2 separate regions of the Homo sapiens genome follow, and region 1 is linked to region 2. Evidence: read pairs that join two places in POLR2A ChIA-PET (ENCODE). Cell type or tissue: MCF 10A. All regions are shown on one strand. Each heading gives the region's core, and the rest is flanking DNA. Links, peaks and the distances in the headings are about the cores only. Region 1 overlaps LINC02765 (long intergenic non-protein coding RNA 2765). Region 2 holds the start of ENAH (ENAH actin regulator).

Region 1 (8,976 bases), core at 2,613-7,612, 190 kb before region 2:
CTCAATTCAATCATAGGGCCACCTGTATCCTCTATGCCACCTCCTAGGCTGGGCATTCACCCGTCGAGCTTACAGGATGAGTCAGAACCCATCCTTGCTCTCCCGGAGCCTGAACTCTAGAGTGGGTTGGGAACAAGGAAAGGCAGGCGCCGACTGCCAACTATACGGGTGCATATCTCAGCGCGGTCACACCCTTCTTGCCCAGACCTGCCTCTGCTCTGTCCTCCTGGCCCCTGAGGAGCACCTGGGGCAGAGGAGGAGCCCCTAGGAACCTTCCATGATAGAGCACAGGAGTCTGCAAGCGGTTGATTTGGTCTCCTCTACCCGGCCCCTCCCTCTCTCTGGACCCTGCAATGTCGAGGTAGAGAGTGTTATTCCCATTTTACAGATGAGGACAATCAGATTCAAATAGGTCAGGTGACATGCCCACAGTCGCACAGTGGGAAGATGGCAGAGCCAGGTCTCTGCCGCCTGGAAGGGAAGCCTGTGCTCTGCTCATTGGAGAGCACTGCCTCCCTCGACCACTGCCAAGCTTTGATGGCAAAGGAGCAACAGAGGTCACGTGTCAGGGATTAGCAAGCAAGGGTGACAGGAGGAGGTGGCATTCCAGAAGGGCCTTGGAGTATGGGCAGGATTTTAGAAGACAGTAGAAAAGATGGGAAGGTTGACGTGGCAGGGGACACAGAGAGAGCCAAGTTGGGGAGGCAGGATGGTGCAGGCCATGCCCCGCAGCAGCTGATGATCCAGGTTACCCAGGGGCAGCCCCTATGCCTCACACCTCCAGACCCCCTCCAAGGCAGAACAAGCTCCTGACACATTTCTCATGATTCTCCAGAATTCCAGGGGGCGTCTTTTCCAGTTATCTAGGGCTATGACATTGTACCACACTGTGAGATAAATAAAATATGTATAAGCATCAGCCACTGTTTCTTCTTCTTTTTTTTTTTTTTTTTTTTTTTGAGACAGAGTCTCGCTCTGTTGCCCAGGCTGGAGTGCAATTGCGCGATCACAGCTCATTGCAACCTCCACCTCCCAGGTTCAAGCAGTCCTCCTGCCTCAGCCTCCCGAGTAGCTGGGACTACAGGCGAGCACCACCACACCCGGCTAATTTTTTTGTATTTTTAGTAAAGATGGGGTTTCACCATGTTGGCCAGGCTGGTCTTGAACTCCTGACTTCAAGTGATCTGCCGGCCTCGGCCTCCCAAAGGGTTGGGATTACAGGCGTGAGCCACCACACCCGGCTGCAACTGTTTCTTCTGATGAATGCAGCTGTGCCAGTTTCCAGGCAGCCTGTGCGAAGCTCTGCCAGCTCATCGTCCTGCTGTCGCAGCCCTGGGGCTTCCTGTCAAGGGGAAGGTCACAGTGGCCCGTGTAAACCCTCACTCTGCTTACACAGTTGTGAGCAGGGGCACTCTCTGAACTGCAATGTATATAACAATAAGTAAACTGCAAAGAGAAAAGGGAAAAAAGGAAATTGTTTTCCTGGCACATAACCAAAAAGTCTAGGGACAGATCTGGTGCTTCCGGCTCAACTTGACCAAGGGACTCATATGATATCACTGGAGCCACAGTCTCCTAGCCCTTGCCTCCACTTCTGCTGGAAGCTTGGTTTCATTGTCAGGCCGCAGCAGCTCGAGGACACAGCCAAACCATATCACCATCTTTTACCAAGGTGCACACAGCCCTTCAGAATCCTCCTCCCCTTCACTGGCCTCCTCCTCTGACCCTCTTCCTTCTGCTCACTCAGCTCTAGCCACAGTGGCCTCCGTGCTGTTGGATTCCACCTCAGGGCCTTTGCACATGCTGCCCTCATGACTGGAACACTTCCCCAACACTCCTGAGGCTCTCTCCCTCTCTTCTTCAGGTCTTGCCTTTGCAGTGAGGCCTTTCCTCACCACTCTGCTGAAAACTGCAACCCATTACCTGACCCAGTCCCTTTCCTTCCCTGCAGAGCACTTTCCACCACACACATATGTCACTCCTTGTACACCCATCAGTCTGTCTGGGCTAGAAGAATAGCTCCTGCGGGACAGGGGTTTGTGTCTGTTTTGTTCGCAGCTGCATTCCCAGTCCTAGAGCAATGCTTGTGGGGCCTAGCAGGTGCTCGCTAAGTGCTCATGGATTGGCTGAGAGCTGAGTTGACTCCATAGGCTATGCCACAGAGTGGCCCTGGGCAGCTTGCTGTCCTTCCTTCACACGGACAGAGGCAGTTGTGGTTTGGTAAGATACCCTCTGAACAGCTAATGTGGGTAAAGAAGCATCTCCCTGTGGGCAATGGTAGCCATCTGCAGGCCCCTGTGGTTCAGCTCCCTGCTATGGAGGGCTGAGTCATTGACGTGGTGGCCTTTTAGAGACACACCTTGCGAGACTCCTTTGTTAGGACAGAACAGTATCTCCTGGAATCTTTATTTAAATTAAAAAAATAAAAGTTTCTAAGAACCAGGCCTTCAGAAAACTTCAGACTGCCCTTCACTTTGTCCCCACTTGTCAGAGATGGTTTGGAAAGAAGACAAAAAAAGACACTGGGAAAGGAAACAGGGTCAGGCTACGGGGGCAGCGCGGGAGCCTGCCTGGATTCCTGCGTGTCAGCGCCATAGCGCCTTCTGAGAGTGGCACCCAGCTGGGTTAGGGACACTCGGTCCAGCCATTCTGGGGTCCAAGAGCAGCAGCGCCCCCTAAAGCAGCCTGGGAGTGGGTGCTTCCCAGTGCCAAGCGGGCTGCAAGTATCTGCCCGCTGCCCACGCCCGCGCCCACCCCGCTTCAGGGTGCTCTCCCCAAATCTTGGCACTATTTACCTGTGCTGGGCTCCGTTCGGCAGTAGTGCAGAGGCCCCTCTCCTGGGGAACTCGTGCACCACAAGAATTGGCGCTTGCAGGGGCCAGCAGCGGGGGCGGTGAAGCAGCAACAAAAAACCCCAGTCTCTGTCCTGGGGCCTCACCGTCTGGTGGGAAAGGCAGTGGTGTAGATATGGCTAAGGGCTGTGGTGGGTGAGGAGGGCACAGGACATGAAAATTATGGCGCCTTCTCCCGACCAGCTCGGGGGCCACGGGCAGACAGGTCACCCTCAGGACCCCAACTGCCCTTCCAGCCCCAGGACACATTCTGGGTGAGGCCTTGATTTCCTTAATTAATACATAGAACATGCTTCTTACACCCATGTTCATAGCAGAATTATTCACAATAGCCAAAAGGGGGAAGCCACCCATGTGTCCCTCAGTGGGTGAATGGATGAACAAAACGTTGTATTTACATACAATGGAATATCACTCAGCCATTAAAGGAAGACCATGCCCCCACCTGCCACAACATGCACAAACTTTGAGAGCATAATTAAGTAAAAGAAACCAGACACAAAAGACAAATACTGTAGAATTCCACTTAAACGAGGTTCCTAGACTGGTCAAAATCATCAAGACAGAAAGTAAAATGGGAGTTACCAGGGCTTGGGGGAAGGGAATGGGGCGTTACTATTTAACAGATACAGAGTTTCTGTTTGTGAAGATGAAAACGTTCTGGAGCTGGACGCGGTGGCTCACGCCTGTAATCCCAGCACTTTGGGAGGCCGAGGCGGGCAGATCATGAGGTCAGAAGATGGAGACCATCCTGGCTAACACAGTGAAACCCCATCTCTACTAAAAATACAAAAAAATAGCCGGGCATGGCGGCGGGCGCCTGTAGTCCCAGCTACTCGGGAGGCTGAGGCAGGAGAATCGCTTGAACCCAGGAGGTGGAGCTTGTAGTGAGTGGAGATCACGCCACTCACTCCAGCCTGGGTGACAGAATAAGACTCCATCTCAAAAAAAAAAAAAAGAAAGAGAAAAAGAAAACATTCTGGAGAGGGATGGTGGTGATGGTTACACAACAGTGTGAATGTACTTAATGCCGCTGAACTGTACACTTAAAAATTGTTAAAGTAATAAATTTTGTGTATATTTACCACAATAAAAATGAAAAAAACTCATTTCAGGTGCTTAGGAAAATATGTGTTTGGGTGCATCTTATCTGCAGAATAATCCACTGGGCTGGACACTTCTAGATATTCATTTGGAGGAAGGGGCATAGCATCATGATCAAGAGCATCAGTTTTGGAGACTGTATTAATCTGTTCTCATGCTGCTAACAAAGACATACCTGAGACTGGATAATTTATAAAGGAAAGAGGTTTAATTGACTCACAGTTCCACATGGCTGGGGAGGCCTCACAATCATGGCGGAAGGTGAATGAGGAGCAAAGTCACGTCTTACATGGTGGCAGGCAAGAGAGATCTTGTGTAGGGGAACTCCCATTTATAAAACCATCAGATCTCATGAGCCTTGTTCACTACCATGAGAACAGTATGGGGGAAATTGCCCCTATGATTCAATTATCTCCACCTGGCCCTGCCCTTGACAGGAGGGGATTATTACAATTCAAGGTGAGATTTGGGTGGGGACACAGCCAAACCATATCAGAGACATATTTCCTGGATTGAGAATCCCAGATTCTCATCTGGCAGCAGTGCAACTTTGGGCAAGTGAGTGCTTCTAGCTGCCACAGTGTCTTCATCCATAAAATGAGAATAATGATAGCACCTTCATGAATATGACTTGTTAGAGGTAAATAGGAATAATGCATTAAGCACTGGGCATGGCTTCTGACATGTAGCAAATCTCACAACAAATGTTAATGCTCACTAACTATTACATATTATGCACAAAAGAACACAGCACTCTACAGGAAGAGCAGTTACTAAAACCTGCACTCTTGAAAATGTGCCTCACAGTCTAACATTTGGATTAAACAGAACACCCATCAGAAGTTGGCAATGCTCCATCACACACAGTCGTGTTTATTTGTTATAACAGGTGCCAGGATCAGTAGCTAAATTTGGTAGCAGTTGATGCTGCATCATTAGTTGATTCAACATATATTTACTGAGAACCTGTGCTGGGTATGAGAACACAGATGCAACAAGACAGAGCACCCCTGCCCTCCGGGAATGTGTGTCCTCGTGGGAGAAAACAGAGATCAAACAAAAAGTGAACAACTCCTCACCTCTCTCCACTAGTGAGTAATAAGCAAACAAGGTTGCATCACAAAAATATCCACAAACGGGAGAGAATGTGACAAGAACACAGCTAAAACATAAAGATGGTCATTCCTGGAAGAGAATGTGGCTCAAGTCAGCTTAGCACAGATACCCTTAGCAGCCATCCTGAGGTTGGCTGGGCAGGGCACTCTCATAGCCACAAAAGCCTTCTCAGTGGAGGCTCACTCTGGTCATTCAGATCTGAGCTGAAATGTCATCTCCTAAGAGATCTTCCCTCGGCACCTGATCTGAAGTAGACCTCCTGGTACTCTCTGGACATTATCGTTGTTTTCTGCAATTAACATTGGTATCTGATGTTTGCTTGTTTATTACTGGCCTTTTCTCCACTAGAGTGAAAACTCTACAGAGAGAGGACTTAGCATCTCTTAGGAGCTCAGGATGCCTGAATCATGAGCTCCAGGAATCTGCATTTAATAAATGCCCGCAGAGATTCAGAAAGGCACTTGCGTTCAGGCTCCACTGCCTTCAAAGACCAGTCTGTCAACTGCCTGACATTTCTCCACTTGTGATTCACACACTGGTGACTCAGCCACCCATTCGACCAGGGTGATAGAGAAGTCAGAGAAACGCCAGAACTGTTGTTCAACACAGGCTGGCTGCTCCTGTCACCTCTCCCACGCCACCCACCCCTTATGTCTAGTCTCAGAAAACCAGAACCAGGGTGACAATTGCCCCCAGAGTCCACAGTGAATCAGAAGAGCTCTTTAAACAAAAGAATCACTCAGAACGATTGTTAATTTTGAGTGTTGTTCTAAAACACAAGAAAGGGGAGACGTGTGTTTCCCCATTAAAGCTAATCAATCCATTTGTAGATGGATGATGACAGGGAAAGGGAGGAGGAGTTAAAGTATGTTAAAAGGGTCAGGAGCAGTGGCTCACACCTGTAATCCCAGCAATTTGGGAGGCTGAGATGGGAGAATGGCTTAAGCCCAGGAGTTCAAGACCAGCCTAGGTAACATAGTGAGACCTCATATGTACGAAAAAATAGAAAAATAAAAATTAGTACATCTATAGTCCTAGCTACTCAGAAGGCTGAGGTGGGAGGATCACTTGAGCCTGGAAGGTTGAGGCTGCAGTGAGCCATGGTCACACCAGTGCACTCCAGCCTAGGTGACAGAGCAAGACTCTATCCAAAAAAAAAAAAAATAAATAAAGCATCTTAAAAGGAATTGCCCATTCATGTAGATGTTCAAGGGACGCAGGATAGCCAGAACAATCCTGAAAAAGAACGAAGTTGGAGGACTCACACTTTCTGATTTCAAACCTTACTGCAAAGCTGCAGTAATCAAGACTGTGTGATCCTAGCATTAGAATAGAGATATAGGCCGGGCGTGGTGGCTCACGCCTGTAATCCCAGCACTTTGGGAGGCCGAGGCGGGTGGATCACGAGGTCAGCAGATCGCGACCATCGTGGCTAACACGATGAAACCCGGTCTCTACTAAAAATACAAAAAATTAGCCAGGCGAAGTAGCGGGTGCCTGTAGTCCCAGCTACTCCGGAGGCTGAGGCAGGAGAATGGCGTGAACCCCGGGGGGCGGAGCCTGCAGTGAGCCGAGATCGCGCCACTGCACTCCAACCTGGGCAACAGCAAGACTCCGTCTCAAAAAAAAAAAAAAAAGAATAGAGATATATAGATAAATGGAATGGAATTGAGAGTTCAGAAGCACATTCTCACATTTACAGCCAATTAATTCTTGACAAGGATGCCAAGACAATTTTCAATAAATGGGGCTGGGACAACTTAGACATCCACGCATAAAAGAATGAAGTTAGAACACTGCCTCACCTCATACACAAAAATTAACTTAAAATGGATCAAAGACTTAAATATAAGAAGTAAAATTATACACTTCTGTGATGGTTAATATTGAGTGTCAACTTGATTGGATTAAAGGATGCAAAGTATTGATCCTGGGTGTGTCTGTGAGGGTGCTGCCAAAGGAGATTAACATTTGAGTCAGTGGGCTGGGAAAGGCAGACCCACCCTCAATCTGAGTGCGCACCATCTAGTCAGCTGCCAGTGTGGCTAGGATACAAAGCGGGCAGAAAAACGTGAAAAGACTAGACAGGCCTAGCCTCCCAGCCTACATCTTTCTCCCATGCTGGATGCTTCCTGCCCTCGAACATTGGACTCCAAGTTCTTCAGTTTTGGGACTTGGACCAGCTCTCCTTGCTCCTCAGCTTGCAGATGGCCTATTGTGGGACCTTATGATCATGTGAGTTAATGCTTAATAAGCTCCTATAGATATAGATATATATATATATATCTCCTATTAGTTCTGTCCCTGTAGAGAACTCCGACTAATACAACTTCTTTGCAGAAAATATAGTCATGCTTTTTTTACTGATACATAATAATTGTACATATTTATGGGGTACATGTGATATTTTGACACATGCCTACAATGTGTAATGATCAAATCAGAGTAACTGGAATATCCATCACCTCAAAGGTTCATCGATTCTTTGTGTTGGGAACTTTTCACATATCCCTGTCTATTTTGAAATGTATAATAAATTATTAACTATAGTCACCCTGCTGTGCTATCGAACACTAGAACGTATTCCTTCTGTCTAACTGTATGTTTGTACCCAGCAGCTCAACCTCTCTTCATCCCACCCGTTTCTCAGCCTCTGGTAACTATCATTCTACTCTCTACCTGCACGAGACATGAGATCAACTTCTTTAGCTCCCACATATGACTGAGAGGACATTTGTAGTTCTGTGTCTGGTTTATTTCACTAACACAATGATCTCTAGGTCCCTCCATGTTGCTGCAAATAACAGAATTTTATTCTTTTTATGGCTAATACTCCATTGTGTATATATATACCACAGTTTTTAATTCATTCATCTGTTGATGGACTTTCAGCTTGATTCCGTATCTTGGCTATTGTGAATAGACAAGGGTGGTGCAGGTATTCCTTTAATATATTGATTTCCTTTTCTTTGAATAAATACCCAGTGGTGGGATTGCTGGATTGTACGGTAATTCTATTTTTAGTTGTTAAGAAACTCCCATACTGTTTTCCACAATGGCTAAACTAATTTATTTCCCCACCAATAGCATCTAAGAGTTCTCTTTTCTCAACATTATAGACGTAAATTTTGACATCAAGGTAGGCAATGGTTTTTAAAACATGACACCAAAAGTACAAGCAACCAAAGGAAAAACATGGATAAATTGGGCTTCGTTCAAATTAAAAACTTTGGTGTTTTAAAAGACACTATTAAGCCAGTGAAAAAACAACCCACAGAATGGAGAAAAGTTTTGTAAATCATACGCCTAAGAGACTTGTCTCTAGCATATATGAAGAACTCTCACAAACCAATAATAAAAATATAAATATTCTGGCTGGGCGTGGTGGCTCACGCCTGTAATCCCAGCACTTTGGGAGGCAGAGGCGGGCGGATCACGAGGTCAGGAGATCGAGACCATCCTGGCTAACACAGTGAAACCCCGTCTCTACTAAAAATACAAAAAATTAGCCAGGCGTGGTGGCGGGCGCCTGTAGTCCCAGCTATTCGGGAGGCTGAGGCAGGAGAACGGCGTGAACCCAGGAGGCGGAGCTTGCAGTGAGCCTAGGTTGCGCCACTGTACTCCAGCCTGGGCAACAAAGCGAGACTCCGTCTCAAAAATAATAATAATAAAAATAAATAAATATTCTAATTTAAAACGGGCAAGGGATCTGAATAGACGTTTCTTAAGGAAGATACACAAATGGTCAATGAGTACATGAAAAGCTGCTGAACACCGTTAGCCATCAGGCAAATGCAAATCAAAACCATGAGATACCACTTCACAGGCATTAGGATGGCCACAGTAAAAAAGACAGATAGTAATGAGTGTGGGTGAGGACGTGGAGAAAGTGCAACCCTCACAC
Region 2 (8,976 bases), core at 2,186-7,185:
GGTAGTCATTTTGATTTCACATCATCAGATGTATTCTTACCAAGACCAGATGTTCTATAAGGCCTTTACCACTGGAAAAGGGCTCAGTTTATTTAAAAATATCATGATTACCTCATTCCCCAAAGACAAAACTTTTGGTATTTGAGACTACTGTAAACAAACCCCAGAAAATCACCACCCAGATTTAAGTTTTCTGAAGATTCTGATGGATTTGCTTCATCACATTTTACTGGTGACTTTAGTCATCCTTACTTACAACAGGCCTACCAAAGAGATGGCTGGCTGTCTCCTTAGCACGAAGATACAGCTCCAAAATTTGTTCAGGCCTTTCAAAGCCACCACTACCAAGGTTTCCACCTCAGCATTCCCACGTGCTTGTTTCCCTACAGAGAAATGTCCAGTGGTTCTATCTTCAATCTCTCTTCTTTAAATAGCACGAAGATGTCAATTCAAAATATTAATCCAAAGTAATAAAAATGTCAGAAACAACTCACGTAAAAAGCAAATGAGATCTTCTGGTGTTATTATATAGATCTGTCTATTCTGGGCATTTCATATAAATGGAATCATGGCATATATCGCCTTTTGTGTCTGGCTTATTTCACTTAGCATAATGCTTCCATCTACGCTGTGGCATGTATCAGAATTCCATTCCTTTTGATGGCCAAATATTATTCTGTTGTATGGACATACCACATTTTGATGATCTATTCATGAAATCAGACACACCTGGGTTATTTCTGCTTTTTGGCTGTTATGAATAACGATACTATAGACATTTGTGTACAAGTTTTTCTGTGGACAAATGTTTTCATTTCTAGGAAAGGAATTGCTGGGTCATACGATAACTCTATGTTTAACTTTTGAGGAACTGCCAAACTGTTTTCTAAAGCAGCTGCACCATCTTACATGGTTTTTCACATTCTTAACATAAACTTAAGAGATGTCAGACTTTCATAAAAGTGGGGGATTTACTCTTATCAAGCTCATTTTGTGTGCCAAGTGTTATGCCAGAATTTTATTTAATTTTCTCAACAGCTCTATAATTCACAAAGTATATTCGATCCCAAAAAATGTTTATAACCCACTCAAAAATAAATTATTTAGTAAATGTCAAACTAGAGTCAAACCCAGAGTTAACTTCAAAGCCTGTCCTCTTTACCCTACACCATTCAATCTCTACACTTAGATATACATACATTGCCTCATACCCAAAGTAGTCTTTGGAAAAGTTGCCTGTTAATAAAACTTACTTTAATCATTGTAAAATAGAAGGTTCCCAGTGTAAAGAGATTTCTAGAAAATTTAACGGATATCTTGTATAAATCAATCAACCCCCCTAATTTATCTTCTTTAGTAAACAACTTCTGGTTACTTAAAACAAAACTTATCTAAAGTTCACCTAAATATTAAACAAATTATTTTCTTCCAAAGTTGTATGCACTGACAAAAAAAAAAAATGTAGTTATCTTCTGCTATAGACTGAACTGTGTTCCCCTAAAATTTATATGTTAATACCCTAACCCTCAATGTGACTCTATTTGGAAAAAGGGCTTTTAGGAGGTAACTAATGTTAAATTAAGTTATAAGCACAGGGCCCTAATTCAATAGGATTAATGGCCTTATGAAATGAGGAGGAGAGAGAAATCCCCCCTCATCTCCCCGACCCCAGGATTCCCATACCCACCCTACCATGTGAGGACACAGAGAGAAGGATATCTTCTGCAAGCCAGGAAGAGAACCCTCACCAAAACCCATCCATACTGGCAACCTGATCTCTGACTTCCAGCCTCCAGAACCTTAAAATAAATGTCTAGGCCGGGCGCTGTGGCTCCCACCTGTAATCCCACGAGGTCAGGAGATCAAGACCATCCTGGCTAACACAGTGAAACCCCATCTCAACTAAAAAATACAAAAAAATTAGCCAGGCGTGGTGGCAGGCGCCTGTGGTCCCACCTGCTCAGGAGGCTGAGGCAGGAGAATGGTGTGAACCCGGGAGGCAGAGCTTGCAGTAACCTGAGATCGAGCCGCTGCAATCCAGCCTGGGCGACACAGTGAGACTGTCTCAAAAAAATTAATAAATAAAAATAAAAAATAATTTTCTGTTGTTTAAGCCACCCAGTCTATGGTATTTTGTTATGGCAGCCCACACTAATACTTCAAGAGTATCATACACTACCCAGTGATTGGTATTTGAAGCACTGATAAGAATCAAAACAAAGCAGGGCTGGGGGCGGTGACTCACGCCTATAATCCCAGCACTTTGGGAGGCTGAGGTGGGCGCATCACGAGGTCAGGAGATCAAGACCATCCTGGCTAACATGTTGAAACCCCATCTCTACTAAAAATACAAAAAATTAGCTGGGCGTGGTGGCACGCGCCTGTAGTCTCAGCTACTCGGGAGGCTGAGGCTAGAGAATTGCTTGAACCCAGGAGGCGGAAGCTGCAGTGAGTGGAGATCATGCCACTGCACTCCAGCCTGGGCAAGAGTGAGACTCCATCTCAAAAAACAAAAACAAAAAAAGAATCAAAACAAAGCAAGCACTAAATGGGGTAAAAATAAATTAAACCAATAGAGATGCATATGCTTGTTACTTGAAAATATTTACAAGTTCTTTGGTCAAAGAGACTTAAAAACAGATTGATGGCCCTTTCAGTAATTCAGAATTTAATCATAAAGTCAAGTAAACATGGTATCCTCCAAAGGGCTTAGAATTTAGACAATCCTGACACTTGTAGCCACTTCCAAGCTCTGTGTTAGAATAAGAAATAAATTCTGGCCAGGTGAGTTCAAAACCTGCCTGGTCCACATAGCAAGACCACATCTCTACAAAATAAAAATTAAATTAAAATTTAAAAAAGAACAAAAGAAAACCAAATTCTACACCTATTCCTGGAGTCAGGATGTGAGTTTTTGCTTGCTTAATTAAATTATGTTATTAACATTTAGTATCCACCAAATACTACACTACACCCTACAATATCCAGTAGAGCTTCTAGAACACTACAGGTATTCCAAAAATGGGGTTGCTAGTGAACAGATTCTATAAAAGAGCAACGCAGTCAAAGTCAAACACTTACACAGGCCACCCACTATTTGCCAAGTATTTTGCTAGTACCATGAATATAAAAATGCTAGTATTTTGCTAGTACCATGAATATAAAAATCCTCTTCAAGGAACTTACAATGAAGAGGGACAAAAAGAACCACATAATTATAAGACAGAATAAATTCAATAGCAAAAAAACATGTAAAGTGCACTGGAACACACAGGAATAGTGGGGGACAAGGGGGTTGGGGGAGCATGTTAGGGGCAAGTCAAGGACTATATCCCAGGTCTGACAAGGAGTCCCCTTCTTGTTTCTAGTCAGGAAAATTTCGTAAACCCTTATCTGAAGAAGCATCCACTGAAGTACAGCCTCAGCTCATATTCTCTAACTTTTACTTCCACTTAATTCCATTCATCAATTTCAAACAAGGAGGAGAAAAAAGAGGAAAAGACAACTTTAAGTTGGCACAAGTAGGGTTTAAATACCCTTTTACTCCCCTACAACCATATAAAAATTGAAATCACATTTTTTCAAATCTTTCTTACACTCATGATACAGACTAGATATTTTACAAGTTATACAATCACCTGTTTTAAGCCTTCTGTAAGATAAATCACCAAAACCTATTCAGTATGTAATTTCTTCTATACCAGCCAAATGGTGCCTCCATAGTTATTTTGCTTAATCCAACTGGGCCAACAAGGTATCCAACACCTTGAATACTGAATAAACTTTAGTGAATTTTCTCTATTAATCCACACTCTTCTTCAAGATTTATTCACTTAGTAAATTCCTACAATACTGACATTCAAAAAATGAAGATTTGGCTCTTGCTCCTAAAATAAACCTCTGTGGGAAAGTCACACATCCAACAGCTACGAGTATAAATGAAGACCCATGGGAACAAAGAGACTACTATTTGTATCCTTTCATGGATATCTCACTTGACACTTCACAAAACAATCCTGTGAAATATAAGATTATCTCCTTTTTTTTTTTTTTTTTTACCAGTTTACTCAATTAACAGGTCAGCATATAAAACCTGGATCTTCTGACCCTTGATTGTACCACACTCTGAAATGTATATAAAATTTATGATTACCACAAATAAAGATACTTCAAAGACCCTAAGGAAGGAAACACAGAAGAAGGGAACAGCTTCCTCACCTATAAAATAATAAAAATGTGGTCTTTTTGACATCCTTGAGCTAAATAAGGTCGCAAGGTGGAGCCCACTGCCCAGAAGTTTTACCCAAATAGTCTAACATAGAAATAGGCCTGGAAACAGGAGGAGTAACATAAATTTAAGGCTTACCAGTGTATAAAGTACCTTCTATTATCATTTGATCCTCACTACTCAGTTAAGAATTATCTCTATTTTTACATATTTTTTAAAAAGGCATCAGTGAAATAATGTGATTACTTCAAGGTCACCCAGCTAGTAAATGGCTTGGACAAATCCTCATAACCCTACTATACCTTTTTATATGAGAAAGTCAGAGTAGCTAGTGGAAGCCTGGACTATTTTAATACGGATCCAAGAATGTAAATACAAAATCTTCTGAGCTCTCCTTAGCCACCAGGCTACATGCAACTATTTTAGATCAGACAAGCTCCTCTTTCAGTTAAAAAAAAAAAAAAATCTTAAGTAACAAACCAACTAATTTTAAAAATGCACTTAAAAGGCACACACTGTATGTACATGCATACAAACGCATTCACATACATACACGCACACTTTAATCACAAAGCATCTTACACTTTTGAAACATTGCATAAATGAAAAATAAGAATAGAACTAAACAGACAGGACACTAAAAGTACCAGCTTTTTGGTCTCAACCTTTCCACTGTCCTGTATAAGTAATATGCTTTTTCATTTTTTAAATATTCATCTTTAAGCAAAATATTAACAAGTAAATCTATATACTGCATTTTACTCAAATGCCTATGACCGTTTCAGGAACATAAACTATTATTCAGTTCTCTTCTGTATAAGATTATACACAGTGATCATGCTATTCCTAAAATTAAAGTCATCTGACAGATACCACTAATAGTTATACCGTAATATATTCATCATATCCTCTGTTCAGGATTCTGACCGACTTAATTGGAAATTCCTGTTCAGGCATTCCTATTTCTGGATGGCCTTTGAAACATCAGAACTACCTCTTAATATAACCAAAAAGGACTCAACTTAAAAGACTAACATTAACGTCCCACAGGACTTGAAAGCATGAAGACTAAGCATATATTAATATAACCTGAAAAGCACTTCCTAAGCACCAAAATATCCCAAAGAATATTCCAAAGACTTTTGCAAGCAGCACAAGAACGTTTTATCCCATACCAATCTCACTTTTACAGGTATCTAAGCAAATCTAAGTACTACCTAACCACCTGCCAAATAATCCAGTACCTTCCAAAGTGAAAAGCTGACCCTCTTTCCTGCTCTTATTCAAAATTAGCCTACGAAGAATTACTGTAGACTGCTTAAATAAACTTTTCAGACCTGTGTACCAAGTTCTATATTTACGTTACTGGAAAACATCAGCGTGGTTCCTCTCTCTCTACACTTCATAAGGAACAGAGCAAGAAAAGAGCTTGAAAAACAGAAGTTACTTTTTATTAGAAAAGGAATTTTCAAGTGAAGACATAATTTACCTGTGACAGACTGACATCTATACATGACAGTGATTAAACTTCACTGAATACCCAAAACGGTAACTTTTTTTTAGTTCACAATCTTTGAATTAGACAACTATTCCTGTTTTTATTTAAAAATAACCCACTTTCGGCCAGGCACCGTGGCTCACGCCTGTAATCCCAGCACTTTGGGAGGCCGAAGCTGGTGGATCACGAGGTCCGGAGTTGGAGACCATCCTGGCTAACATGGTGAAACCCCGTCTCTACTAAAAATACAAAAAATTAGCCGGGCGTGGTGATACCCGCCTGTAATCCCAGCTACTTGGGAGGCTGAGGCAGGAGAATCGCTTGAACCCAGGAGGCGGAGGTTGCAGTGAGCCGAGACCGCGCCACTGCACTCCAGCCTGGGCAAGAGAGCAAGACTGCATTTAAAAAAAAAAAAAAAAAAAAAAAAAAAAAACTTTCCCTGTTTTATATTTCTCAATGTTAAGATAAGTTTACCCAAAGTTTGAAACAACTGATAACTTCTGGTCTGCAAGATCCCTACGGCATTAGATCTCTAAAACAGAAACCAACAACATATAATATTACAAGATATAACAGTATGTATATTATAGTTCCTGAGTTTAAGGACATCAGTAACTTGATTTAAAAAAAAAGAAGTCATGCTCAAACATACGACTCAAAGTTTTCAAGCCATATTTTACAAAGATTGTGTTTTTTGGTTCGTATGCTATAATTACTATTTAAACTCATCGCTTATATTTGAAAATAACTTGTGTGAAATCATCAAGGGAAAAGGGGTCAGTCGCCTAGAGACACCACATTAAACTCACTCTTTAAGGCCATCATAAATACAGGTAACTTGGAATCAGAAAAAAAAATTCAAATTCACAGTAAGCCTAAGTAAAAATTCAACAAAGATATATCACAATATATATATAAAAGCAAAATGGAAACACGTTTAACCTTGATAGAAAAAAAAAATGAAAAGCAAAGTTTAAAATGGAAACTACCGAAATTGAGAAAGAATTCCAATGACATGACATTTTCTTGCCAAAGCGAAGGAATTTGTAGATTATATCATTCAAATCTCATTGTATTACATTATAAAGGTCTTAGCAACGGTTGGCCATTAATCTTTAACACAAAGGAGATTCAAATCCAAATGAACTGTAAGACTATCTCTTCCAGGAGAGAGAAATGGAGTAATTTACTTTATCCACAATTGTTTAACCCAAAAGGAAGGCCTTTAAGGATGATAACGCAGAATGGATCAGCCTTCAGTCTACCAAGTCCCATTTCACACGAAGTCTTGCACCAATCCGAAAAGAGAAGGTTATGGACACAGAACAGGTTTAGGAAAGGCTGGAAAAAAAATCTCCAATGAATGACACACCACATCACGGTTTATTCTCCTACACAATTTGAGAAACAATAAAGAAAAATATCATACCATATGTTTCATCGTATCAATTAAAAAAATATTTTACGACAGTACATTCAATTCTTCGGGGCCGCAAAAATAATTTAGCTCCTGTTTTATTGAGTACAGAGCAAAGGGAAAAAGCAGCTGCTGCAATGCAACACAGGCTGCTACAGAGAAAGGGGAGAAAAGGCTTTTCCAAACAGATCCCTTCCCCGCCCCCGCTTACACACCCCTACCAACTTACTTATCCCAGTCTTTTACTGCCCCCACCACGTGAACCTAATCAATTCTTTCCCTTCCCCCACCATCGTGAAATTTCACCTTTCACAGCTCCTTCACCTACCCCTACCAGAGGCACTTTATTACCCGCAGAGATTTCAGACCTTTCAAACTTTTCTTCCTTTTTTAATTAAACACGAGAGTTCGGAGGCAAAAGTGCATGAAATTTTTACATATATACGAAAAAATACCTGTTTCCCAGCAACACGCACGCTTCGATTCTCGAACCCCTCCCCATCTCCCGGGTTTCGCTTGCAAAGGCTTGGGGGAGGGAGCCAGGCGCAAATTAAATTTAGGAAGGGAAATCCTGGGTGAAAGAAGAGCATTTGAGGAAAAATGAGAGAACGATGAAGCGAGACCCCCAAACCACACGGGTTGGGGAGGTTTCCAAGAAAGAAAGAGAAATTGGAAGGGACAAAAGGCGGAGGGGGGAGGAACAGACCGGAGACCAGGGGAGACGCGCCGGGCCGGGAGAGGGAAGGCGGGGTCCGAGGAGAACGGGGGTCGCGGCTCCCGCGGCACAATGGCCCGCCCGGCCCCCGCCCCGCGCGCCCCTCACCTCATGGTGCCGGCGGCGCAGAGGCTTCCCCACCAGCCGGGAGACGCAGAAGGCGCCGAGCCGAGGGGGGGGTCTCTCCTCCAGGGGTGGGGAGCAGCTCGGAGACGGGAGACAAGTGTCCGGCTCCTCCTTCGGCGGCCAGGGGGCTACACCATCTCCTCGCACAAAGCCGAGGCGCCGGCCGGGAGTGTGGGAGAAGAGGGCGAGAGAAAGGCTGGGGAGGGGGCGGAGAGGCCGAGGCGCGGAGCTGGTCCCCAGGCGGCCGCCGCCTCCCACCTCCTCGTGGTCCTGCTCCTCCTCCCGGAGCTTCCTCGGCCGCCCTCTGAGGGGTGCCCGCCGGGGCCGCGCGCCCGGCCGCCGCTCCACAGGCCCGCGCTCGCCGCGCCGCCGCCGAGGCCGTGTGCAACCGGCAGCTGCTGCAGCCGCGGGAGGAGAGTCGGGATCGCCGCGAGGAACCCGGGAGGAGGCGGGGCGCGCGGCGGAGGAACACGCAGGCGCCGCCCTCCTCCCCTCCTTCCCCCGGGGGCGAGGGGGCGGTGCGGGGGGAGGGGAGGAAAGGGGAGGCGGGGGGCCGGGCGCACTCCCCCGCGCCGGCGGCCGGGCCCCCGCCGGACTGCGGAGAGCGAGGCTGGGAGAGAGCGAGCGCGACGGCGGCGGCGGCGGAGAGAGGCTCTTTGTTGCCTCCCTACCCCGCCCCCTGCACCCCTCTGGGATTCGGGCGGGCCACCACCCCCCCCTCCCGCCCAACACCTCCGGCCAGTTGTCGGCCGGGGTTCCTCGCCCGTGGTTGTCCTTGACCGTCGGCCCCCTCCCCGTCGCCTCCCGCTCCCCAGAGGCTTGGGGAGCTCCGAGGCCTCCCCCACGGCCACGGTGCGGAGACCGAGGCGCCGAGACCTCCTGGGCGCCAGACCCGTAGGCACCGGCGTGGGGAGCTTGGACGCGTGACTGGGCACAGGGCCGGGCCAGGAGACTCCGGGTCGGCTCGCGGCCGGGTGCCCTCGCGCGGGGCG

Evidence for each region. ChIA-PET counts read pairs that join two places held together with the same protein. Peaks named below come from ENCODE experiments on the same cell type or tissue, not always from the same donor. Only the 100,000 strongest peaks of a DNase experiment are listed, where the experiment ranks them.
Region 1: POLR2A ChIA-PET joins it to region 2 with 5 read pairs; 5 of 35 experiments call an interaction of 5 or more read pairs at or near these places.

The regions. Positions count from the first base shown.
Region 1 is chr1:225,449,337-225,458,312 of GRCh38, forward strand. All of the region lies in intron 2 of LINC02765 (long intergenic non-protein coding RNA 2765), which reads right to left. Among named protein-coding and RNA genes, the nearest start is that of LINC02765, 14 kb to the right of the region's middle. RefSeq lists an enhancer at 6,537-7,037. In MCF 10A, for the core only: no CTCF peak of the experiment used is centred there; DNase peaks (open chromatin) are centred at 4,925 and 5,615.
Region 2 is chr1:225,644,720-225,653,695 of GRCh38, forward strand. ENAH (ENAH actin regulator) reads right to left here and starts at 8,404. Exons shown (of 14, transcript NM_018212.6): 1 at 7,967-8,404. The coding sequence starts at 7,971. RefSeq lists a silencer at 8,254-8,383. In MCF 10A, for the core only: no CTCF peak of the experiment used is centred there; a DNase peak (open chromatin) is centred at 7,012.